Regions from separate parts of the Homo sapiens genome. Here regions 2, 3, 4, 5 and 6 are each linked to region 1. Evidence: read pairs that join two places in POLR2A ChIA-PET (ENCODE). Cell type or tissue: K562. All regions are shown on one strand. Region 1 holds the start of SDF2L1 (stromal cell derived factor 2 like 1). Region 2 has its middle 4.3 kb from the start of RIMBP3C. Region 3 overlaps UBE2L3 (ubiquitin conjugating enzyme E2 L3). Region 4 holds the start of YPEL1 (yippee like 1). Region 5 holds the start of UBE2L3 (ubiquitin conjugating enzyme E2 L3). Region 6 has its middle 12 kb from the start of TMEM191C.

Region 1 (4,000 bases):
GTTCTTCCCTACCCTTCCTGGAGCCTCAGCTCCCACAGCTGCAAAAGGTGACACCATGACCCGCCCCCGCAACCTCTAGCACTCCCTCCCCAGCATGGGCTCTTCAGACACATGCACACACCATTGCATCTGTCTGTGCAGAGACCACTGGTCCCCACGGAGCTAAGGCCTCCTCCTCCACATTTTCCCAGTCCTAACCCCTCTGACCTACCTTCAGCCTAAAATTCAGCCCCTCAGGCTAACAGTCAAGCTGTCTATCTATCTCAAACATTTTCTTCCACCAGCTCCCCAAGGGCACCCACTGTTCCATTCCAATCCCCTGAATTCCAATGACCTCCATGCATTGGCACAATCTCTTCTGCTGGCCTGGGAAGTCTCTCTTTCCCCTTTGTGGCTTGTAGGACTCCTAATCATCCTTTCAGATCTAGCCTGAGTTCCTCCTCCCCAGTGGAGTTTCCTATTCCCCACCCTCAAGGCTGTGTGGATTCCCCTCCTGGGTCCCACTTGCCACCAGAGGAAGAGCTATCCAGGCGTATCTCTCCGGATCTCTCTCCCGTCGTTCTCCCTGCCGGGCCGGGAGCACCTGAGGGCAGGATCCTGGCGGAGTTACTCTGTGTCCCCCGAGGGGGCGCTCAGTAACCATCTCTGAAGTGAAATTTCCATTTCACGAAGAAGCTGAGGCTCGGATTGGAACCCAGGGCTCTGTCTCTGGCCCCTCACACAGGCCAGGAGTCTCTCTGGGGGCTCCGGGAGGGGCTCACCTGGTTGTTGGACAGCGGCGACGGGAAGTGGTGCGTGTGCAGGTTCTTGCCCGTAAGCACATGCGTGAGCCTCACCGCCTGCCCGCAGCGCACCGGGGACCCGCGCGGGCACCCGCCCTCCGAGCCGCCGCGGATCCGCCAGTAGCTATTGGCGTCGTCCGACGCCTCTACGCCGGTCACCGATTGCTGGCCGCTGCCTGAGGAGTGACACCCCACACACCCAGGGTCTCCGTCAATCGCGGAACCCCGGACCCTCGCCCTGGGACCAGAACATGTCCCAGGGGACCCCAAGGGCTCACCCCCAGCCCCCGCCTGACACCCCCTCAGTCTTTGGGCCCGCAGTTCCCCGACGACCGTCCCCACCCTCAATATCCTCGACACCCTCAAAGCTTTGGCCCCTCGACCTCCCAACGACTCTAGAGCCCCCGCCGCCCGGCTTCCAGACGGCCCACAGACCCCCATGACCACCCTGTCTCCACACTCCCAACCCCGAGCCCCGGTTCCCCGCGCTCTCCCAGTCGCTGGCCCCACGCACCGGATCCGTATTTGATGTCGTGCGAGTGCAGCCGCACGCGGTGGTGCGTATTGAGCAGCTTCAGCACCGACCCGCAGGTCACGAGCTCCGCACCGGTCTTGGCGGCACCACCGCCCGGCACTAACAGCGCCAGCAGCAGCCCCAACAGCACCGGCCAGGCAGCCCCGCCGCGGCCCGCGCTCCACATCGCCCCGGCCCGGCTCCAGCCCCTCGGGCCCAGGGGCCGCTTCCGTCCCCGCCGCGGCCCAATCCGGTTCTGACAGCGCCCGCTTGCGGCAGCCAATAGTCGGCCCGCGCGGCACTCCGCTTGCACTGCCACTGGGTCAGCGCGGGGAGGGCCCGCCCCCGGTTCGCGAGAGCCGTAGCTGGGCGGGGACTGGAGACACGAGGAGGGTTTTGATTGGTCCACGCTTCCGAGGACTTACCAATGAGTGCCCAGGGAAGGGCGGCTGAGTCTCCGAGCCGCGGAGAGTGAGCGTGAACAGTTGGTGAAGACGCGGCTCCTCGCAGCCGGTGAGTCCCTGGACACCGGCTCAGGATCCTAGGACCCTGCAGGCACGTTTTCACGACGCCCCTTGATCCTGGACTCCTGGGCACTCAGTAATGAGTCTCTCCCCTCAGAACCTGGGCCCGCAGCTGCAGGGTCTTGAGGTTGTTGGATCGCTAGATTTTGTGGTCACAAAGTCGACAGATCCCGGGGTCACTGAATCGGGATCAGTCCTTAAGTCCCTGGACCCCGGGATTAATGAAACCTCCAGTCATTCGGCCCTAGGCCCTCTCTGATACTGGGTCACCACAGTCCCTAGACCCTGGGGTTTCTGAATTCCCCTGGCCACTTATACATTTGACTCCTTTCGTGGCTAAATCTCGTGGTCACTGGGTCATCGGGCAGGAGAGGGCAGCAGGGAGCTGTAGCGTTGAGAATAATGGCAGCTTCTCACCAGAAAGTCCCAAAGCTGTCTTAGGAAACCAGAGTCAAAGGAGACCAAGGGGCTGTGGGAACCATGCCTGGGCGACCGTGTCCCAGGTCTCCTGGCCATGAGTAGGTCTCCTTCTTGCCGCCTTCTCAGAGTGTTGTCAGCTCAACCTTCAAGGGAGGAAAACTTACACCTCTGTTTATTTATTCATTCATGGGACATTGTTACAGCAGCTTCACTCCAGATCCTGTGGGGTCACAGAGCAAATAGCTCTGGGCTCAAGAGTCTGACTAGGGTGTAGTTGAAGCACAGGCAAAGCAGAGAGAAAAGTTCATATTTAATTAAATCATCCAGAATTTTGCGTTCAGAAAATCCAGAGTAAAGCCATTTTCATTACAGCAACATGTTATTTTGGGGGTTTCGTGTTTAATACTGTTTTGATTTTGAGTTACATGTAGTATAAGACACCTTGATCTTTTCAGCATTTAGGTGTCCAAACGGTTAAAAGTCAGTCTGCCCTGGATTTGGTAGTCCCTGCACTTGAGGGGTCTCCAGTCTAGGGTGGAAGAGCTGAAGTACTATCTGAGAGGCGATGGATATATACTCTTGGACATGTCAGCCATCATCTCAAAATCAGCACATCCAAAGCAGAATTCCTGGTCTCCGCCCTCAAACTACCCCTCCCCCAGGCTTATGAGTCTCAGTAAATGGCACCTCCATTCTGCAGATGCTCAGGCCCAAAACTTGGGATTCTTCTTTCATTCGTCTCTTTACCTTGCTCCTCACATCTCATTCAACAATTTTTTTTTCTTTAATACGGAGTTTCGCTCTTGTTACCCAGGCTGGAGTGTAATGGCGCGATCTCGGCTCACTGCAACCTCCACCTCCTGGGTTCAAGTGATTCTCCTGCCTCAGCCTCCTGAGTATCTGGGATTACAGGCATGCATCATCACGCCCGGCTACTTTTTTAAATATATTTAGTAGAGACAGGGTTTCACCATGTTGACCAGGCTGGTCTCAAACTTCTGACCTCAGGTGATCCACCTGCCTCAGCCTCCCAAAGTGCTGGGATTACAGGCATGAGCCACCACGGCACCCAGCCTTTTTTTTTTTTTTTTTCAAACTTTTGAGTCTCCCATGTGCATCATTCAAGAAGTCTTTTTTTTTTTTTTTTTTTTTTTTTTTTTGAGACGGAGTCTTACTCTGTCACTCAGGCTGGAGTGCAGTGGCACGATCTCGGCTCACTGCTGCAACCTCTGCCTCCCGGGTTCAGGCAATTCTCCTGCCTCAGCCCCCTGAGTAGCTGGGATTACAGGCATGTATCACCACACCCAGCTAATTTTTGTATTTTTAGTAGAGACGGGTTTTCACCATGTTGGCCTGGCTAATTTGTGTACTTTTAGTTGAGACGGGGTTTCACCATGTTGGCCTGGCTGGTCTTGAACTCCTGACCTCAGGTGATCCACCCGCCTTGGCCTTCCAAAGTGTTAAGATTACAGGTATAGGCCGGGCCCGGTGGCCCACACCTGTAATCCCAGCACTTTGGGAGGCGAAGGCAGGAGGATCACCTGAGGTCAGGAATTCCAGACCAGACATGGTGAAACCCCGTCTCTACTAAAAATGCAAAAATTAGCCAGGCATGGTCTCATGTGCCTGTAATCCCAGCTGCTCGGAGGGCGGAGGTGGGAGAATCACTTGAACCCAGGAGGCAGAGGTTGCAGTGAGCCAAGATCGCGCCACTGTCCTCCATCCTGGGCAATAAAGTAAGACTTCGTCTCAAAAGAAAA
Region 2 (4,000 bases), 86 kb after region 1:
GAGGGTGGATCACGAGGTCAGGAGATCGAGATCATCTTGGCTGGCACGGTGAAACCCCATCTCTACTAAAAATACAAAAATTAGCCGGGCTCGGTGGCGGGCACCTGTATTCCCAGCTACTCGGGAGGCTGAGGCAGGAGAATGGCATAAACCCGTGAGGCGGAGGTTGCAGTGAGCCAAGATTGCACCACTGCACTCCAGCCTGGGTGACAGAGCGAGACTCTGTCTCAAAAAAAAAAAAGAGTAGATCTGCCCATTGAAGCAAGTATGGGCACTGTCTCTCCCCATCCGCTTCCTGCATACCTCCTCCCAACAGGCCTATGGTATTTCTGTTTAATTTATTTTTATTTATTATTATTGTTTTTATTTTGGGGGGTTGGGTTTTTCGTTTTTTTGGTTGTTTGAAACAGAGTCTGGCTCTTTCGTCCAGGTGGAAGTGGAGTGGCACAATCTCAGTCCACTGTAACCTCTGCCTCCCAGGCTCAAGGTATCCTTCCATCTCAGCCTCCCAAATAGCTGGGACTACAGGCGTGCACCACCATGCCAGGCTAAATTTTGTAATTTTTTTATAGAGATGCAGCCTTGCCATGTTGTCTAGGCTGGTCTTGAACTCCTGAGCTCAAGTGATCTGCCCGTCTCAGCCTCCCATAGTGGTGGAATTACAGGCATGAGCCGTCACATCTGGCCTGTTGTTAATTTTTTTTTCTTTTTTTTTTGACTCAGACTCTCACTCTGTTGCCCAGGCTGGAGTGCAATGGCGTGATCTCAGCTCACTGCAACCTCCACCTCCTGAGTTCAAGCAATTCTCCTGCCTCAGCCTCCCGAGTAGCTGGGATTACAGGCACCTGCCACCATGCCCAGCTAATTTTTGTATTTTTAGTAGAGACAGGGTTTCACCATATTGGCCAGGCTGGGCTCGAACTCCTGACCTCGTGATCTGCCCACCTCGGCCTCCTTACTGGGATTATAGGCATGGGCCACTGCGCCCAGCCTATTAATTTTTTTATTGGCCAGGTGTGGTGGCTCATGCCTGTAATCTCAGTACTTTGGGAGGCCGAGGCAGGTGGATTGCTCGAGGTCAGGAGTTTAAGACCAGCCTGGGCAACATGGTAAGACCCTATCTCTACAAAAAAAAAAAAATACAAAAAAAAAAAAGAAAAAAGAAAAGAAAAATTAGCCGGGCATGGTGGTGCTAGCCTGTAGTCACAGCTACTCGGGAGGCTGAAGTGAGAGGATTGCTTAAGTCCAGGAGGCGAACGTTGCAGTATGCCGAGATCACGCCACTGCACTCCAGCCTGGATGACAGAGCAAGACCCTGTCTCCAAAAAATAAATGATAAAACAATTTTAAAATTTATTTTATTTTACTTTTTTTTTAGAGATGGAGTCTCTTTGTAGCCCAGGCTGGAGTGCAGTGGCATGATCATTGCTCACTGCAGCTTTGAATTCTTGGGCTCAAACTATTCTCCCACTTCAGCCTCCTAAGTAGCTGGGGCTACAGGCACACGCCACTATGCCTGGCCTTTTTTTGTTTGTTTTAGAAACAGGGTGTCACTATGTCTCCCAGGCAGGAGTGCGGTGACTCACTCATGGCTCATTTCAGTCTTGACGTCCCAGGCTCAAGCAATCTTCCCACCTCAGCCTCCCAAGTCTCTAGGAGTACAGGCATGCACCACCATGCCCAGTTAATTTTTGTGTTTTTTGTAGAGGTGGGTGTCATGTTGCCCAGGCTGGTCTCAAACTTCAGAGCTCAAGTACTCCACCCATCCCCGCCTCCCAAAGGGCTGGGTATACAGGCTTAAGACACCATTCTGGGCCACAATTATTTTATTTCTCTTTGAGATGGAGTCTCTCTCTGTTGCCCAGGCTGGAGTGCAATGGCACGATCTCAGCCCACTGTAACCTCCACCTCCTGGGTTCAAGTGATTCTCCTGCCTCAGCCTCCCGAGTAGCTGGGATTACAGGCGTGTGCCACCATGCCTGGCTAATTTTTGTATTTTTAATAGAGACAGGGTTTCACCATGTTGGCCAGGCTGGTCTTGAACTCCTGATCTCAAGTGATCCACCCACCTTGGCCTCCTAAAGTGCTGGGATTACAGGCATGAGTCACAGCGCCCAGCCTACAAAAAAAAAATTTTTTTTTTTTGAGATGGAGTCTTGCACTGTCACCCAGGCTAGAGTGCAATGGCATGATCTCGGCTCACTGCAACCTCTGCCTCGCGGGTTCAAGCGATTCTCCTGCCTCAGCCTCCCGAGTAGCTGGGATTAGGCGTGCATGCGCCACAATGCTTAGCTAATTTTTGCATTTTTAGTAGAGACGGGTTTTCACCATGTTAGCCAGGCGGGTCCCGAACTCCTGACCTCAGGTGACCTGCCCGCCTTGGCCCCCCAAAGTGCTGGGATTACAGACATGAGCCACCGAGCCCGGCCAACCTGCTCCTTTTCTAACCTGGGCCAGTTCACCTCTCCTTAGACAAGCTGGTGGTTTCCTGCTCCCAGGAAGTCACCAATTTATGCCAAATTTAGTGCAGACACCCCATCAGTATAGTACATTACAATCCAGAAGTCCTGGATCCAAGCAAGCCTCCTGCCTCAGCCTCCCAAGTAGCTGGGAGTATAGGTGTGTGCCCAGCAGTTCTATATTTCCAAGGAACCCTGGAGCCCTAAAGAACCCAGTTTGAAACCACCACTTTCAGGCTGGGCATGGTGGCTCATGCCTGTAATCCCAGCACTTTGGGAGGCTGAGGCCTGTGGATCACTTGAGGTCAGGAGTTCAAGACCAGCCTGGCCAACATGGCGAAACCTCGTCTCTACTAAAACTATGAAAATCAGCTAGGCATGGTGGCAGGTGTTTGTAATCCCAGCTATTTGAGAGGCTGAGGCAGGAGAATCACGTGAACCCAGGAGGTGAAGATTGCAGTGAACCGAGATCATGCCACTGCACTCCAGCGTGGGTGACAGAGTGAGACTCCATCTCAAAGAAAAAAAAAAGAAACCATCTCTTTCATTTAATAGGTGAGAAAGTTGAACCTGGAGAAGGCAGCAGCATGGTGAGCTCATGCAGGGACTCCTGCCTCCCTGCAACTCATTCTCATATGTCCTGGGCACCAGTGATGTGCTAAGTCACATGCAGGGATGCAATAGGGACAAGGGAAAACATGGCTTCTGCTCTCCCCAAGATCAGAGTTGATGGGGGTGACAGGCAGGTCACTGGACAATCACTGCACAACATGATGAGAACAGGGATGGCAGAAACCCAGCCCTGGGGAAGCCTGGCTTTGCTCATCCACTCAACCAACATTCCCGAATGCTTTTGACATACTTTGGGGCAGCTGCTGGATGGTAACCGTGGGGTTCCCAGAGACCCATCCACCCCAGTGTCCTTTTTCTTGGTGACAGCCTACTCTCTTTTTTTAATTTTAATTTTAATTTTTATTTTTGAGATGGAGTCTTGCTCTGTCGCCCAGGCTGGAGTGCAGTGGCGGGATCTCGGCCCACTGCAAGCTCCACCTCCTGAGTTCATGTCATTCTCCTGCCTCGGCCTCCCAAATAAGTGAGACTACAGGTGCCCGCCACCACGCCTGGCTAATGGCTAATTTTTTGTATTTTTAGTAGAGACGGGGTTTCACCATGTTAGCCAGGATGGACTCTATCTCCTGACCTCGTGATACGCCTGCCTTGGCCTCCCAAAGTGCTGGGATTACAGGAGTGAGCCACCGCACCAGGCTTTTTTTTTTTTTTTTTTTGAGACAGTCTTGCTTTGTTGCCCAGGCTGGAGTGCAGTGGTGCCATCACAGCTCATTGCGACTTTGACCTCACCTTGCAGGCTCAAGCAATCATTTCATCTCAGCTGGAAATGCAGACTGGGTCTCGCTCACTCTGTTGCCCAGGCTAGTCTCAAACTCCCGGGCTTAAGTGACCCTCCCATCTCAGCCTCCTGGGTAGCTGGCACTACAGGCATGCACCAGCACGCCCAGCTAAAATTTTTTTTGTAGAGACAG
Region 3 (4,000 bases), 67 kb after region 1:
AAAGAGAAGACAAGAAGCAAGAATATTACATCTGAGACCTCAACTTCTCAATCAAGAGTTGCTTTCGGCCAGGCGCAGTGGCTCACATCTGTAATCCTAGAATTTTGGGAGGCCGAGGTGGGCGGATCACAAGGTCAGGAGTTTGAGACCAGCCTAACCAACATGGTGAAACCCCAGCTCTACTAAAAATACAAAAATTGGGGGCCGGGCATGGTGGCTCACGCCTGTAATCCCAGCACTTTGGGAGACCGAGGCAGGAGGATCATAAGGTCAGGAGATCGAGACCATCCTGACTAACATGGTGAAACCCCGTCTCTACTAAAAATACAAAAAAATTAGCTGGGCATGGTGGCGGGCACTTGTAGTCCTGGCTACTCGGGAGGCTGAGGCAGAAGAATGGCGTGAACCTGGGAGGTGGAGCTTGCAGTGAGCCGAGATCGCACCACTGCACTCCAGCATGGGCGCCAGAGCAAGATTCCATCTCAAAAAAAAAACAAAAAAAAACAAAAATGCAAAAATTAGCCAGGCGTGGTGGCGTGCGCCTGTAATCCCAGCTACTCAGGAGGCTGAGGCAGAAGAATTGCTTGAACCCGGGAGGCGGAGGTTGCAGTGAACCAAGATCACACCATTGTACTCCAGCCTGGGTGAAAGAGCGAGACTCCGCCTCAAAAAAAAAAAAAAAAAAAAGTTGCTTTCAAACCTCCACCCCTGCCCCAGTTCAGCACCTGTGGGAGCCTTCCATAGCACCTATGCTCATCTTTGGACACAGTGACTGTCACACTACACTGGATGTTTACAATATGCAAGGTAAATTTCTGAGATATTAGAAAGACAAATTTTGAGTTCAAGAGCTATTCAATTTTAAGCTGGGCACAGTGGCTCACGCCTGTAATCCTTTGGGAGGCTAAGGTGGGTGGATCGCCTGAGGGCAGGAGTTCGAGACCAGCCTGGGAAATGGAGAAACCCCGTCTCTACTAAAAATACAAAAATCAGCCGGGTATGGTGGCGCATATCTGTAGTTCCAGCTACTCGGGAGGCTGAGGCAGGAGGAATGGCTTGAACATGGGAGGCAGAGGTTGCAGTGAGCTGAGATGGTGCCACTGCACTCCAGCCTGGGTGACAGAGTGAGACTCCGTCTCCAAAAAAAAAAAAAAAAAAAAAAAAAAAAGCTATTCAACTTTGTTGGGAAAAGTAAACTTTTCTCTTTTTTCTTTCGAGAGTCTCGCTCTATCACCCAGGCTGGAGCGCAGTGGCACCATCTCAGCTCACTGCAACCTCCGCCTCCCGGATTCAAGCGATTCTCCTGCCTCAGCCTCCAGAGTAGCTGGGATTACAGGCATGCACCACCACACTCGGCTGATTTTTGTATTTTTTTTTTTTTTTTTTTAGTAGAGATGGGGTTTCGTCATGTTTCCCATGCTGGTCTCCTCAAGTGATCCACCCGCCTTGACCTCTCAAAGTGCTGGGATTCGGATATGAGCCACCACGCCCAGCCAAGTAAACATTTTTCTTTTTCCTTTTCTTTTTTTTTTTTTTTTTTTGAGATGGAGTCTTACTCTGTTGCCCAGGCCAGAGTGCAGTGGCATGATCTTGGCTCACTGCAACCTCTGCCTCCTGGGTTCAAGCAATTCTCCTGCCTCAGCCTCCCGAGTAGCTGGGATTACAGGCACATGCCACCACACCCAGCTAATTTTTTTGTGATTCTAGTAGAGACGGGGTTTCACCATGTTGACCAGGCTGGTCTCGAACTCCTGACCTCAAGTGATCCACCTGCCTTAGCCTCCCAAAGTGCTGGGATTACAGGTGTGAGCTACTGCGCCAAGCCAACATTTTTTGAGACAGAGTCTCACTCTGTCACCCAGGCTGGAGTGCAGTGGCACGATCTCAGCTCGCTGCAACCTCTGCCTCTCAGGTTCAAGCAATTCTTCTGCCTCCCCCTCCCTAGTAGCTGGGATTACAGGCACGCACCACCAGGCCTGGTTAATTTTTGTATTTTTGGTAGAGATGGGTTTTCACCATGTTGGCCAGGATTGTCTCAATCTCCTGACCTCATGATCCGCCCACCTCGGCCTCCCAAGGTGCTAGGATTACAGGCATGAGCCACCGCGCCTGGCCCCCAGCCAACATTTTTAAACAAACATTCACACAGCTGTCTCAGTAACTCTTTCTCCAACCTACAGAATAAGAGAGTACCACAGGTAAGAGAATGGGCTCTCAGTGATGAGGGTATGTCCAGGCAGACTGGCCCCAACCTGTCCCGAAAACACCTTTGCAATACCATCTCCTATCACTCCTCCAAATCCTCCCCTCCTGTCAGGCTGGTCACCTCCCTGCCCTGGAACATGTCTTGGTTATTCCCAATAATATCTACAAGTAGCTCACACTTACTATATGCCAGGCACTCTTCTAAGCAGTTGGTATATATTAACTCATTTAACCTTCACACACGGACGAAGTAACTAAGGCACAGAGAGGTAAAGTAACTTGCCCAGGGTCACTCAGCTAAGACATGGCAGGCCCAGGATTGAAACTCCAGAACCTGAGCTTTTAACTGCTATGCTGTAGTCTTCCTCTAAACAGCTTTGCTCTGAGCAAAAGCCCCTTCCTCCCTTTCTTATAGGGGTGGGGGGCTTGGGGAGGTTAGGCTTATTTATGTCCCCCAAGAACAGGCATGATGAAGCTGGCCACAGGAGATACATGCAAAGCCCTTTCTGAGTGAGTGGCATGCCACTTCTCCTGGATAGCTGTAGCATCCAGGAGATATGTAGATCTGGCCCCTCAACCTAAAGGCTATGGCATCTCTGCCACCTGTCCTTAAATCCATCAGCACTGCCCTCAGTGACCCCTCTATAGAGAGGTAGCTCACCCTCCAAGGCTGGCCTGGCAGAGGGAGGTCTCCTAGCTCTGGAGGAACCAGGTGCACTGGACATGCCAATCTGGGGTAAAATCAAGCCAATGCCTCAACACTTCTGGAAAGCATCTCAGGGGCTGGCCTAACTAAAACCCAAAGCGGGACGGCACAAGGTCAGACGCAAGCAGCACTGGGGAGTAGGCAGATGGTCTCTGGGGCTCCTCAAAGCATTTCCCATAGGCACTGCCCACAGCCCTCCTGAGGGATGAGAGAGACTCAACCTCACTGGCCACCCAGTCCGTCTTCTTCAACTGCTGAAACCCTACTCGTGCTTAAAGGGCCAGGCCAAGTTCGACCTCCTCCTCAGTGTCAGAGGGGGTCTTTCCCTCTCCTGCAAGCCATTATTCAGGTGGCAGACATCTAGCACACAGTGGCCAGCCCAGGATTTCTTTGTTCCAGGTACGTGCCATTTTTCTCCTTTGTTGAGCTCCTCAAGGGCAGAGGAATTGCCCCTTGAGCTGAGTCTCAAAGGTCAAAAAGTTACCCTGGTACAGAGAAGAGACAGGGATGCCAATCACGAGATCCAGAGTGTGTGTGCAAAGCATGCTGTTTTTAGGGGACTCAACGGGCAAGTGGGGAGAGACAAGGCTGGTGAGACAAGACCTTGAAGGAAAAAGCTAAGGAATGTGCACTTGTAATCCAGAGTCCCAGCCTCATCCTCACCCTACTAAATTCTGCTCCAATCTCTGAGAGCAGGGCCTGCTCATGTGCACTTCTCTACTGCACACCACACCATACACTACTCTGATGCACTGCTGGTTAGGAGTAGTGTGGGACAGAGAGTGCGCTGACCAGTAAGGAGTTTAGATGAACCATTAAGGAGCTCGATGCAGGTGTCTACCACAAACAGGGATGGCCTGAACTGAGGCAGTGGGAGTGGCAGTGGCATTGGGAGTGGGAGTGGGGATGGAGAGAAGACAGGCAGAGAAGAGAGACTGAAGGCATAGTTCAGCAGAATCCGCCAGGTGACTAGACAAGGGAGGAAGAGCCGAGAAGGGCTCCGCTGGCGTTTTTTCCTTGAGCAACTGAGTAGACAAGTGAACCATTAACTAAGGTGGGACAGGAGGAGATGCATGGGGCCAGAGGGAG
Region 4 (4,000 bases), 94 kb before region 1:
ATTATGCTAAGTGAAATGAGCCACAAAAGTCACAGTAAGCCACAAAAAGACAAATACTAGATGATTTCACTTATGTGAGGCACCTAGAGCAGTCAAGCTCATAGGGACAGAAAGTAGAATGGGGTGGTGCGGGGCATGGGGTAGAAGGAAACGGGAGTCATTGTTTCTTGAGTCCAGAGCTTTACTTAGGCAAGATGAGTTCTGGAGAGGGATGATGATGATGGTTGCACAACATTATGAATGTATTTAATACCAGTGAACTGTACACTTTAAAATAGTTAAATGGGGCCGGGCGCGTGGGCTCATGCCTGTAATCCCAGCACTTTGGGAGGCCGAGGCAGGCGGATCACTTGAGGTCAGGAATTCGAGACCAGCCTGGCCAATATGGTGAAACCCCGTCTCTACTAAAAATACAAAAATTAGCCGGGCCTAGTGGCGGGCAACTGTAGTCTCAGCTACTGGGGAGGCTGAGGCAGGAGAATCGCTTGAGCCCAGGAGGAGGAGGTTGCAGTGAGCCAAGCTCACACCACTGCACTCCAGCCTGGGCGACACAGCGAGACTCCTGTCTCAAGGAAAAAAAAAAAAAAAAAAAAAAAGGCAACATCCAGCCACAATCTAAGTTATGAGTCAGGTGTACATTTAGCGACTTGAAGAGATCTTTACATACACAGTGGGTTGCAGAAAACAAGAGAATACGTCCAGAGGACGCTGATAACAATGTTATATACATTGTGACCTCAATAGAGGTTTTGTTGTTTTCTTGGTTTTTTTCTTTTCTTTTTTTTTTTTTTTGTTCAAGAGGAAGGGTCTCGCTCTGTCACCCAGTCTGGAGTGCAGTAGCGCGATCATGGCTCACTGAGGCCTCGACCTCCTGGGCTCAAGTGATCCTCCCGCCTCAGCCTCACAGGTAGCTGGGACTACAGGTGTGCACCACCATGCCTAATTTCTTTCTTTTTTTTTTTTTGGTACAGTGTCTCACTATGTTGCCCAGGCTGCTCTTGAACTCCTGGGCTCAAATGATCCTCCTGCCTCGGCCTCCCAAAGTACTGGAATTACAGGCGTGAGCCACCACACCCAGCCTTCAAATATATATATTCAAATAATACATATCTATTTTCAAATAATATATATTTTTTTAAAGAAGGGATACGGAACCAAGAAAACAGTGACATTAGAGGCGTGGGGGTGGCGCAGGCTGCCGGGGCGTCGGGAGCACTACCCAGAGGAAGGGGCTTTCTGTAGGGTCTGACGCGGCAGTCCTGGAGCAGAGCGAGGGGCCAGACGCAGACCCGGGGGGTCCTCCGTGGCGAGGGGGTCCTAGGGGGTTAGGTCCTTGGGTTCAGAGAGGGTGGTGGGGACGGGACAGCACGGACGACCGCATTCTGGGGACCCGGCCGCGGAGGGGTCCGGCCAAGGCGGGCCCTGGTCAGGCGCACACAAGCTCGCCTCGGCCTCCACGTCCGTCCCCTACAACGCGGCCGACCGCGCGGACGGGCGGTACGTGCACGGCGCTGGACGAGGAGGCTGCGCGCAAGCTCGCCTCAGCCTCTGGAGCTGCGGGCCCTGCACGCCCTCGGCCCATCCCCGCGAGCCGGAGGAACGAGTGACCACCACCGCCAGCCCCGCCGGCCGAGTGTCCCTGCCCAGCCAGCCTGCGTCCGAGCGCGGCGCTCCTCGCGGAACCCGCCCCTGCTCTCGCCCCGCCCCGCGCGGCCCCGCCCCCGTGTCCCTCGGCCCTTACAGGCTGGCTCCGAGGCCGCGCCCGGCGGGTCAGCCAATGGGAGTGCGGCGCGCCCCGCGGCACGTGGGCTCCTGCCCGTCCCGGCCGGGTGCGAGCTGGCGGAGCTCCTTGGCCCGGAGCGCGCGGGGCGGGGGCGCGCGGGGCAGGCGGGACGCGGGGCGGAACGGAGGCAGGATGGGGGCGGGGCGCTGGCGACATGGCGCGCTGATTGGCCGGCGCCGCGCTCCAAGGCTGTTAACGGCGTCTGGGCCGGGCTACGGCTCCAAAACAAAGGGCAGGCGGCCCGCGGGGCGGCGGCGGGAGGATGCCTCGCGCCCTGCCTAGGCGTTAACGGCCTCAGCGCGTCCCGGGCCGCGCCGGGAACGCCTGAGAGCCGAGCCCGCGCTGACCGGGGCCCGGGCCGGATGGGCGCTGCGGGCCGGGGCGCGGACCGCGGAGCGGCCGTGAGTACGGGCGGGCCTGGCTGCAGCTGCGCGGGCGGTTACTTTGTGGCCACCCAAGGATACTGTGGCTGCGGGCGGGCCCGGGAAGCACCTGTTGGGCGTCCGGGCGGGCGGGGGCGCGAGCAGGGCGGGCCTGTGACTTTTTTGTTCCGTTTTGGATTTTGATTTGTTGATATTGGGCTCACTCCGTTTTGGCACAGACAACAACGCCTAATCTTTGATTCCCCCGCCGTTTCTTCTCTCCACCTCCCCCGCTGTCCCTCTTCTCCCGCCCCGCCGTGAAAAGATAGGGAAAATGGACAAGATCCCTGATTTTTGGATTTTCCTTCCTTAAAAAATACAGCCTCAACTGGGCAAGGAAATGAGGGCAAAAGAGGTCTCCTAGGAATGTTTATCAGAAAGGCGGAAAAGCTTTTCAAGTAGCCACATAAAGATCATGACTAAAATGGAGCGTCCTCGGTATTTACCACTTGTGGCATAGGTTTCGTTAACAGAGATTGCAAAAGCCTGAGCTTCAGAGATCTAAACAGGGTCCGCCTCCCCCATGCTTGGCTCTGATTGACATCTTTGATGTCCAAATTATGTGCTGAATTCTAAGGATGGAAAAAAGGCTGAGATTCTATTTTAGGCAGATAATGAACATGGAAGACATCAATTTCCCCGCCCCACGCTTTTTCTGTTCCGTTGCATTTCTTCTTCCTCTATCTAAAACATACCCACCTTAACCTGATGTTTCCTTTGCTAAGAATGTTATTCTTCCCACCCACCAGCCCCTGACACTCCTAATTCCCTACTCAGGTCCCAAGACTAGGTTTACCACCACTGGGGAGACTTTCCAGGCACCTCACCTGAGCAAGCTATAGATGTGACAAATGTTTGCTGAGCCCCTGCCAGGTGCCAGGAGCTGTGCTTAATCCTGATGTCATTTTGTCTTACAATCATGCACTGGTCCCCCTCAGGGCTCTTGCGAGGCAATGGTAGTGGCATGTTTGAGGAATAAGAGGATCTCCAGGACCTTCATGGTGTTTCCTCTTGGGCCCTACAGGGTAGAGTCTCATCTACTTGTGGGAACCCCTACGGGTTGGGCCCATATTGAGCATTTATATAATAACTGAGCGCTCTTAATTACCAATCTGAGCAATAGTCTTCTTTTAAAATAACTTCTTATTTTGGAAAAACTTTAAATTTACATAAAGGTTGCAAAGATAGTACAGACAATCCCAATATATCCTACACCCAGTGCTCCCTATCCTTACCCCATCCTACACTGCTGTGGTACACTTGCCAATATGAAAAACACCTGGGTGCATTCTTGTCACTAAACTGTGGGTATTAAGCCTTTTCACCTTTGAATCACTGTAATTTATAAAGCCATTTCTCTGTTTGTTTCTTTGTTTGAGACAGGGTCTCACTCTTGCTCAGGATGGAGTGCAGTGGCACAAACACGACTCACTGCAACCTCCACATCCTGAGCCCAAGTGATCCTCTTGCCTCAGCCTCCCATGTAGCTAGGACTACAGGTGCACACCACCATGACTGGTTAACTTTACATTTTTTTTTGTAGAGACTGGGGTCTCACTTAATGTTTCCCAGGCTGGTCTTGAACTCCTAGGCTCAAGTGATCCACCTGCCTCAGCCTCCTGAAGTGTTGGGATTACAGGCTTGAGCTGCTATACCTCACCATAAAGCTATTTTCTTTAGGTTGAGAGCAGTGTTCCTCTAACATCTGTTCTTGATTCTTGCCTGTCTTCACTAAGTTCCACCAGCACCTGTGTCAAGGGGCAGGGATGCAGGAAAAGGGAAAGAGGCTACCCTA
Region 5 (4,000 bases), 75 kb after region 1:
CCCGGGTAGCTGAGATTACAGGCAAATGCAACCACGCCCAGCTAATTTTTATATTTTTAGTAGAGACAGGGTTTCACCATGTTGGCCAGGCTGGTCTTGAACTCCTGACCTCAAGTGATCCGCCCGCCTCGGCCTCCCAGGAGTGCTGGGATTACAGGCGTGAGCCATCGCGCCCGGCCTGCACTCCAGAAATCTTTCTAAATTTAAATCCACAAGGGTTAATGGACGACTGCACCTGGGAGTAGGGTAGGAAAGAAAGCCATTAACCGACCCCTTATCTGGTGAATGGTGGTGTCACTAGCTTAAGAGATGAGGAGAGGTCTGAAGTCCTCTGACTGTTCTTTTGTGCCCACTTCCACTCCAGTTTTATAAAGTTAATGTCCTCTCTAGCCCTTAGGGAACAAAAGAAAGGAAACGTTCCCAGGGACGGAGGGAATGCTCAGAGACTGTGGCTCCAAGTTCAATGTCTAGCTCTACCAAGCACTGCTCCGCCTAGAACGAACCCCAGCTCTTTATCTCCCCTCAGGAAACTGGCTCCTGGGCCTTTTTTTAATTTCCGGCCCGTTGCAGGCCGGCAGCACTACCCAGCCGCCGACTCACAGATGCTGGCGGGGTGGGCTACAGAGGACCTTGGCAAATCCACTGGCAAAAGTACTAAGCCAATTTAGCATGTGTTCCTCACCAAAAGGTGCCAATTAGCGAGAAAGCACCCTGCTGCATTCAAGATCCAAAGTACCAAATTATTATTATAAACTTTGGCCCGTTTTGATTCGAACGACTGAAATCAACCGTTATCCCCCCAAAAATGGCACTTTATCAGGGAGGGGAGATCGGGATGACTGAGTGGAGGAGAGGGAAGCAGAACCGCGCCGCGATCGGGGCCGACCTCAGGCCTTCCTGGAGTTGGAACTTACCCGCTGTGTGACTCTGCAGTCACAAGGCGACAGTTTGCTAGGACCCAGCGCAATTCCAAACGACCCACCAACAAACTGACCTAACTTTGGCCGCCTGGCCTCCTTCTCTCTTTCCTAGCCCGAACCTCCCAGACTCCCGAGCTGCGGCCGGGCCAAGCGGAGCTGCAAGCCCGGCGCGCTGCGGCCCAGGGCGGGGCGGTTCCGCGGCGCGGGCTCCGGGCAGGGGCTCCGGCGCTCGGGCCTTCCCCGAAGGCGCCCGGTTTGGAGCCTCCCAACCGGGCTCTCACATTAACGACGCCCTCAGATCGGACCGCGGCCTCCGCGACAGGGGGACGCGGCCAAGCTCCGGGCGGAGAGTGGCGTGAACGCCCCGGGCCGGGCTGAGGGGCCGACAGCGGCTCCCAGCGCGGCCTTGCGCTCCCGCCCAGGCTGCGGCCTAGGCCAGCCCCGTTAGCACCTTGAGCCTGCGCGCGGCCCAGGGAACCGACGAGGCCGTGTAGGGCAGGAAGCCAGACGGCAGCGCCCTGAGAAGCCGCCGCCTGCCTCGGGGATCCGGAGCCTAGGACGCCGCCCCACGCCCGGCCGCTGCCAGAGAATGGCTTTTACCTTCATCAGCCTCCTGCTGGCCGCCATCTTGGATTTGGTGCTGCTCCTTCCCCAGAATGCATCGCGGCCGGCCGGGCGGCTGGAGCCCCCGCACTTCCTGGAGCGGGGGAGGGGCCGCGGGGCGGGGCACAGGAGCAGAGCGGAGCACCTACTGTGTGCTTCCCACTGTGCTGGGGGGCGCGTGGAGGAACGCAAGTGAACCGCACAGACTGGGCCTCAGCGTTTACGGATCGTCCAATCAGATGGCAGTTACAACCAGTGCCTGGCACATAGTAGGAGCATAATAAATACTGATTGCATAAAATAGTTGACCAGGCGCGGGGGCTCACGCCTGTAATCCCAGCACTTTGGGAGACCGAGGCGGGTGGATCACGCGGTCACGAGTTCGAGACCAGCCTGGCCAACGTGGTGAAACTCGGTCTCTACTAAAAATACAAAAAATTAGCCAGGCGTGGTGGCGGGCGCCTGTAATCTCTGCTACTCAGGAGGCTGAGGCAGGAGAATCGCTTGAACCCGGGAGGCAGAGGTTGCAGTGAGCCGAGATCTTGCCACTACACTCCAGCCTGGGTGACAGAGGAAGACTCCGTCTTGGGGGAAAAAAAAAAAGTTGAATAACCAAGGTTACTTCACACTGCCAAGCTCTGTGAAGAAAACTGGGTGATAGGAAAGTGACTGTGGGGACATACTTTGAGAGGTCAAGGAAGCCAAATTGAGGAAATGGCCCTACTAAGTGCCAGACCTCTCTCTAGTGCTTTATTTTCTTTAACCCTTGAAACCATCCTCTGGGATACGTTAGCATTAACATCCTCATTTCACAATAAACAGAAGCACAGAAGAAGCCAGTGACTTGCCCAAGGTCACACGGCCAGCTAGGAGCAGAGCCAGGCTCCTGTCACAGGTGGGCTGCTGGCTCCAAAGCCAATGCTGGGACCTGGAAAATGGGAAGGAACAGCTGGGAGGACTGGAGGAGAATGTTTCAAGCAGAGGAAGCAGCACTGGCGAAGACCATGAGGCTGTCTCAGTGTCCAGAATGGAGTAAAAGGATTATAGGGTGGGAGGGAGGCAGGGGACAGACCATGGAGGGTCTTGTAGAAAGGGGAGGAGTTGGTTTCTATTCCATGTGCTGTGAGAGGTCTTTGATAGATATGAGTATTGACTCCATGGTCAGATGATTTTTTTTTTTTTTGAGACAGAGTCTTGATCTGTCACCCAGGCTGGAGTACAGTGGCACGATAACAGCTCACTGCCGCCTCGACCTCCTAGGCTCAAGGGATCCTCCTGCTTCGCCTCCCAATTAACTGGGACTACAGGCACGTTCCACCACACCCTCCTAAGTTTTTTTTTATTTTTTGTAGAAATGAAGTCTCACTGTCTTGCCCAGGCTGGTCTCAAACTCCTGAGCTCAAGCAGTCCTCCCGCCGCAACCTCCCAAAGTGGTGGGATTACAGGCATGAGCCACCACACCTGGGCTGAGACGCATGTTTTAAAGAGTACTTTGGGGCTTGGCACAGTGGCTGATGCCTGTAATCCCAGCACTTTGGGAGGCTGAGGGGGGTGGATCACTTGAGGTCAGGAGTTTGAGACCACCCTGACCAACATGGTGAAACTCCGTCTCTACTAAAAATACAAAAATTAGCCAGGTGTGGTGGTGGGCGAACGTAATCCCAGCTACTCTGGATGCTGAGGCAGGAGAATCGCTTGAACCTGGGAGGCAGAGGTTGCAGTGAGCCAAGTCCGCGCCACTGCACTCCAGCCTGGGCGACAGAGTGAGACTCCATCTTAAAAAAAAAAAAAAAAAAAGGAGTACTCTGATTGGAAAATGGGGAATGGAGGTGGGTAAGAGGATAAGAAGGGGAGCAGGGGCCACTTGGAAACCGGTTGCAATCATTCAGGCAAAGAGGTGACAGTGGTTTGGACCTCAGGTAGCAATGCAGAGAGAAGAACATAGCTTCAGAATATACTCAGACCTTCTTAAGGAGTTTTTCTCTTTTTTTTTTTTTTTTTTTTTTTTTTTTTTGAGACACAGTTTCACTCTGTCACCCAGGGTGGAGTGCAAAATGGCATGATCTCAGCTCACTGTAACCTCTGCCTCCCGGGTTCAAGTGATTCTCCTGCCTCAGCCTCCTGAGTAGCATAGATTACAGGCACCTGCCACCATGCCCAGCTAATTTTTGTATTTTTAGTAGAGACAGGGTTTTAGCATTTTTGGCCAGGATGGTCTTGAACTCCTGACCTCAAGTGATCCACCCACCTTGGCCTCCCAAAGTGCTGGGATTATAGGTGTGAGTCACTGGGCCTGGACATTTTTCTCCATTTCTAAGAACAGTGGGTTTCTCCTGAAAGGAGAGAAGGAAAGGGAACTGGAAATAATATATCCTGGGGCCGGGTGTGGTGGTTCACACCTGTAATCCCAGCACTTTGGGAAGCCGAGGTGGGTGGATCACGAGGTCAGGAGATTGAGACCATCCTGGCTAACACGG
Region 6 (4,000 bases), 190 kb after region 1:
CTTCAGAGAGCACAAGTCCAAACCCCAACATGGCTCCTAGGCCCGGCGCCGCCAGGACCGCTCCTGCCGCTGTGCAGTCTGCTGCTACAGGCCTCTGTGCCTGCTCATTCCTCTGCCTAGCCCCTCCCTCACTTCCTATGGCCTCACCCTAATGCCATTTCTTGGGAAGCCTTCCCAGGCCACTCATCCCCAATTGCAACAGTGTCCCCACAGCACTCAGCACTACCAAGGATGCTTTCCTTTATTTATTTATTTTTTTGAGATAGGGTCTCACTCTGTCATCCAGGTTGGAGTGCAGTAGCATAATCCTAGCTTACTGCAGCCTCCACCTCCCAGGCTCAAGCAATCCTCCCACTTCAGCCTCCCCAGGTAGCTGGGACCACAGGCTGAGCCTCCGAGGCTGGCCTGTCTTCCCCAAGCATTCTAGGATCCAAGAGCTCACGGACCACATCTTGTGCACCTTTCCCTCCATTGACAAACCCAGGGCTTGGAAAACCACACACACTCAAATGCTCTGACACCTGAATGGAGAGCCAGCCCGTCTGCACCTCAGAGACATGGCATCTGTCCAAGGCAAAGGCCGCTGCCAGTTGGGGCTGGGATTCAAATGCTCTGGGCTCCTTTCAGCTGACCTGGAGGTGCGGCCTGCTGATCGAGAAGCACGGGATGGCCTGATTTCACAGCAGGGACCCTGCAGGAGGCAACTCATTGTTACCTTGGCCAGAAAGAGGAGCTGAACATGAATAGGCAAAAATTCCAAATCCCAAAATCGCTGGGGACTGAGTTTTTTTGTTTTTTTGTTTTTTTTTTTGACATGGAGTCTTGCCATGTCGCCCAGGGCGGAGTGCAGTGGCGCAATCTCAGCTCACTGCAACTTCTGCCACCTGGGTTCAAGCAATTCTCCTGCCTCAGCCTCCCAAGTAGCTGGGATTACAGGTGCCTGACACCATGCCTGGCTAATTTTTTGTATTTTAAGTAGAGATGGGGTTTCGCCATGTTGGCCAGGCTGGTCTTGAACTCCTGACCTCAAGTGATCTGCCCAACTCGGCCTCCCAAAGTGCTGGGATTACAGATATGAGCCACTGCACCTGGCCATGGGGGCCGACATTTTCTTAAATCCACTGGTCAGCGGCATTAGGGGAGGCCACCTGGCTCAGAAAGTGTCTGGGCACAGGGACAGGTGAGCGCTCCTCAGCCATCTGCCCAGGGCACGGTTCTTGGTAGCACCAGGCGCACTGAGAAAGACACCTGGGCCCTGCTGGTGGCCCAGCCTCTTACACTGCCACCAAGGCCCTCCAGCCTCCCGTCTGGTCTCCACAGCACAGAGGCTAGCCTTTGCGTGGGAAAGGACGCAGCCTGGCACTGCAGGGAGAGGCCTCGGCTGCTGCACCCCTGGCCAGTTCTGGCCTCCTAGGGAGCCTGCAGCCCTGCCTGCCTTTCCCAACCCTGGTCCCCATGTGGCCCCTTGATGACTTCTTCCTTCAGCATGGGGTCTGTGCAGCTTCCTGCTCTGTGGGGGGCTTCCTGCCACCTCCCCGTTGGCTCTTTCCGCCCCAGCCTGGAGCAGTGGAAAGGGTAAGTCCGGCCTGTGCCGCGTGGGTGGACAGATGAATGCGGCCCAGGCCAGGGGGCTGCAAGACCAAGTCCCAGCCACCCAAGCCTAGGGCTTACACGTGTCCACACACTCTTACGCGATTGTGGAAAGGTGATCAGTATGGATGCTGCACACTACCTTACAGCACGGTGGAGGCAGGGGCAGCATCCTGCCACTGGCAAAAGTAACATTTTACAGCACAACACCAGGGACCTTTAATGACACAGTCTGATTTTACCCAGGTCATTTCGAGAAAAAGCCTTTCACAAGCTTCCTTCTACATTTGCTGTGCAACTTAGTGAATGTCCTTTACAAAGTCCTATTGGAGGCTGGGCACGGTGGCTCACGCCTGTAATCTCAGCACTTTCAGAAGCTGAGGTCGGCAAATCCTGAAGTCAGGAGTTCGAGACCAGCCTGGCCAATGTGGTGAAACCCCGTCTCCACTAAAAATACAAAAATTAGCTGGGCATGGTGGCACGCACCTGTAGTCCCAGGTAGTCGGGAGGCTGAGGCAGGAGAATTGCTTGAACCTGGGAGGCGGAGGTTGCAGTGAGCCAAGATTGCGCCACTGCACTCCAGCCTGGGCAACAGAGTGATAGTCAGTCTCGGAAAAAAAGAAAAAAAAGTAAGTCCTGTGGGAAACATTTCTTGGAATATTTAGCATGGGGACACTTCCTTTTGTACTAAGATGAAAACCACCTCCAATTCCCACTTCCCGACCTTTGCTTTTTCACATCCCTCCTCTTTTTGGGAGCAGGGCAGAGGGACACCTTGGGCACGCAGAGCCAAATAGGATGCTCAGCCACACATTTTAGCCCCCTGGAAAGCATGGCAGCTTTCTCCTATTCCTGTTCTTTTACTGTGTCAAACATTCTCCACTCCATAGAAGACTTTTACTGCAATCCACCTCAAATGGCTTTTGGAAAACGACTTATTTTTTTTTCTTTTAAAGATAGAGTCTTGGCTGGGAGCAGTGGCTCATGCCTGTTATCCCAGCACTTCGGGAGGCCGAGGTGGGTGGATCACGAGGTCAGGAGATCGAGACCATGCTGGCAAACACGGTGAAACTCCGTCTCTACTAAAAATACAAAAAAATTAGCCGGGCGTGGTGGCAGGCGCCTGTAGTCCCAGCTACTTGGGAGGCTGAGGCAGAAGAATGGCATGAACCTGGGGGGCAGAGCTTGCAGTGAGCTGAGATCGTGCCACTGCACTCCAGCCTGGGTGACAGAGCGAGATTCTGTCTCAAAAAAAAAAAAAAAAAAAAAAAGAGAGTCTCACTCTGTTGCCCGGGCTGGAGTGCAGTAATGCAGTCATGGCTCACTGCAGCCTCAAACTCCTGGGGCTCAAGGGAGCTTTCTGCCTCTGCCTCCTGAGTAGCTGGGACTATAGATGCATTCACCTCACCTGGCTGAAAAGCTGGTTTTTGTTTTTGTTTTGAGACAGGTGTCTCACTCTGTTGCCCAGGCTGGAGTGCAGTGGCACGATCTTGGCTCACTGCAACCTCTGCCTCCCGGGTTCAAGTAATTCTCCTGCCTCAGCCTCCCGAGTAGCTGGGATTACAGGTGCCCACCACAATGTCTGGCTGCTTTCTGTATTTTTAATAGAGATAGGGTTTCGCCACGTTGACCAGGCTAGTCTTGAACTCCTGACCTCAGGTGATCAGCCCACCTCGGGCCTCCCATAGTGCTGTGATTACAGGTGTGAGCCATCACGCTTGGCAAAGAAGCAAGGTTTTTTTTTTGAGACGGAGGCTCGCTCCGTCGCCCAGGCTGGAGTGCAGTGGCACAATCTCGGCCCACTGCAACCTCTGCCTCCCGGGTTCAAGCGATTCCCCTGCCTCAGCCTCCTAAGGAGCTGGGACTACAGAGGCGTGCCACCACCCCCAGCTAATTTTTTGTATTTTAGTAGAGACGGGGTTTCACCATGTTAGCCAGGATGGCCTCGATCTCCTGACCTCGTGATCCAGCCGCCTAAGCCTCCCAAAGTGCTGGGATTACAGGTGTGAGCCAACGCACCCGGCAGCCCAGCTAATTTTTTGTATTTTTTTTGTAAAGACGGGGTTTCACCATCTTGCCAGGCTGGTCTCGAACTCCTGACCTCTGGTGATCCACCCGCCTCAGCCTCCCAAAGTGCTGGGATTGTAGACATGAGCCACCGTGCCTGGCCATAAATGAAGTTTTACTGGAATATATCCATGCTCATCTGCTTACATATCATTGGTGGCTACTTTTTTTTTTTTTTAAGAGTTTTGCTGGTCGCCCAGGCTGGAATGCAATGGCGTGATCTCGGCTCACTGCAACCTCCGCCTCCTGGGTTCAAGCAATTCTCCTGCCTAGATGGAATTCAGGCACCCACAACCATGCCCAGCTAATTTTTGTCTTGTTTTTGAGACAGAGTTTCACTCTT

What was found. ChIA-PET counts read pairs that join two places held together with the same protein. Peaks named below come from ENCODE experiments on the same cell type or tissue, not always from the same donor. Only the 100,000 strongest peaks of a DNase experiment are listed, where the experiment ranks them.
Region 2: POLR2A ChIA-PET joins it to region 1 with 14 read pairs; 10 of 35 experiments call an interaction of 5 or more read pairs at or near these places.
Region 3: POLR2A ChIA-PET joins it to region 1 with 83 read pairs; 18 of 35 experiments call an interaction of 5 or more read pairs at or near these places.
Region 4: POLR2A ChIA-PET joins it to region 1 with 11 read pairs; 5 of 35 experiments call an interaction of 5 or more read pairs at or near these places.
Region 5: POLR2A ChIA-PET joins it to region 1 with 32 read pairs; 16 of 35 experiments call an interaction of 5 or more read pairs at or near these places.
Region 6: POLR2A ChIA-PET joins it to region 1 with 25 read pairs; 4 of 35 experiments call an interaction of 5 or more read pairs at or near these places.

Annotation. Positions count from the first base shown.
Region 1 is chr22:21,639,820-21,643,819 of GRCh38, reverse strand. SDF2L1 (stromal cell derived factor 2 like 1) reads right to left here and starts at 1,518. Exons shown (of 3, transcript NM_022044.3): 1 at 1,297-1,518; 2 at 762-958. The coding sequence starts at 1,483. RefSeq lists a silencer at 1,280-1,709. In K562, CTCF peaks have their summits at 632 (motif pointing right), 1,577 and 2,191 (motif pointing right); DNase peaks (open chromatin) are centred at 609, 939, 1,649, 2,189 and 2 weaker places; H3K4me3 peaks cover 2,577 bases.
Region 2 is chr22:21,553,770-21,557,769 of GRCh38, reverse strand. It overlaps a transcript of UBE2L3 not described here. Among named protein-coding and RNA genes, the nearest start is that of RIMBP3C, 4.3 kb to the right of the region's middle. RefSeq lists silencers at 1,636-1,930, 3,394-3,547. In K562, no CTCF peak of the experiment used is centred here; a DNase peak (open chromatin) is centred at 1,619.
Region 3 is chr22:21,572,800-21,576,799 of GRCh38, reverse strand. All of the region lies in intron 1 of UBE2L3 (ubiquitin conjugating enzyme E2 L3), which reads right to left. Among named protein-coding and RNA genes, the nearest start is that of UBE2L3, 7.1 kb to the right of the region's middle. In K562, no CTCF peak of the experiment used is centred here; a DNase peak (open chromatin) is centred at 2,213.
Region 4 is chr22:21,733,799-21,737,798 of GRCh38, reverse strand. YPEL1 (yippee like 1) reads left to right here and starts at 2,005. Exons shown (of 5, transcript NM_013313.5): 1 at 2,005-2,184. RefSeq lists silencers at 1,437-2,286, 2,307-2,356. In K562, a CTCF peak has its summit at 2,224; DNase peaks (open chromatin) are centred at 1,758, 2,518 and 3,001; H3K4me3 peaks cover 1,473 bases; H3K27me3 peaks cover 1,012 bases.
Region 5 is chr22:21,565,292-21,569,291 of GRCh38, reverse strand. It overlaps UBE2L3 (ubiquitin conjugating enzyme E2 L3), which reads right to left and starts at 1,578. Exons shown (of 4, transcript NM_003347.4): 1 at 1,521-1,578. The coding sequence starts at 1,547. RefSeq lists silencers at 1,125-1,264, 1,515-1,754, 2,397-2,584. In K562, CTCF peaks have their summits at 460 and 1,631; DNase peaks (open chromatin) are centred at 521, 911 and 1,611; H3K4me3 peaks cover 1,920 bases.
Region 6 is chr22:21,453,153-21,457,152 of GRCh38, reverse strand. No RefSeq gene overlaps it. Among named protein-coding and RNA genes, the nearest start is that of TMEM191C, 12 kb to the left of the region's middle. In K562, no CTCF peak of the experiment used is centred here; no DNase peak of the experiment used is centred here.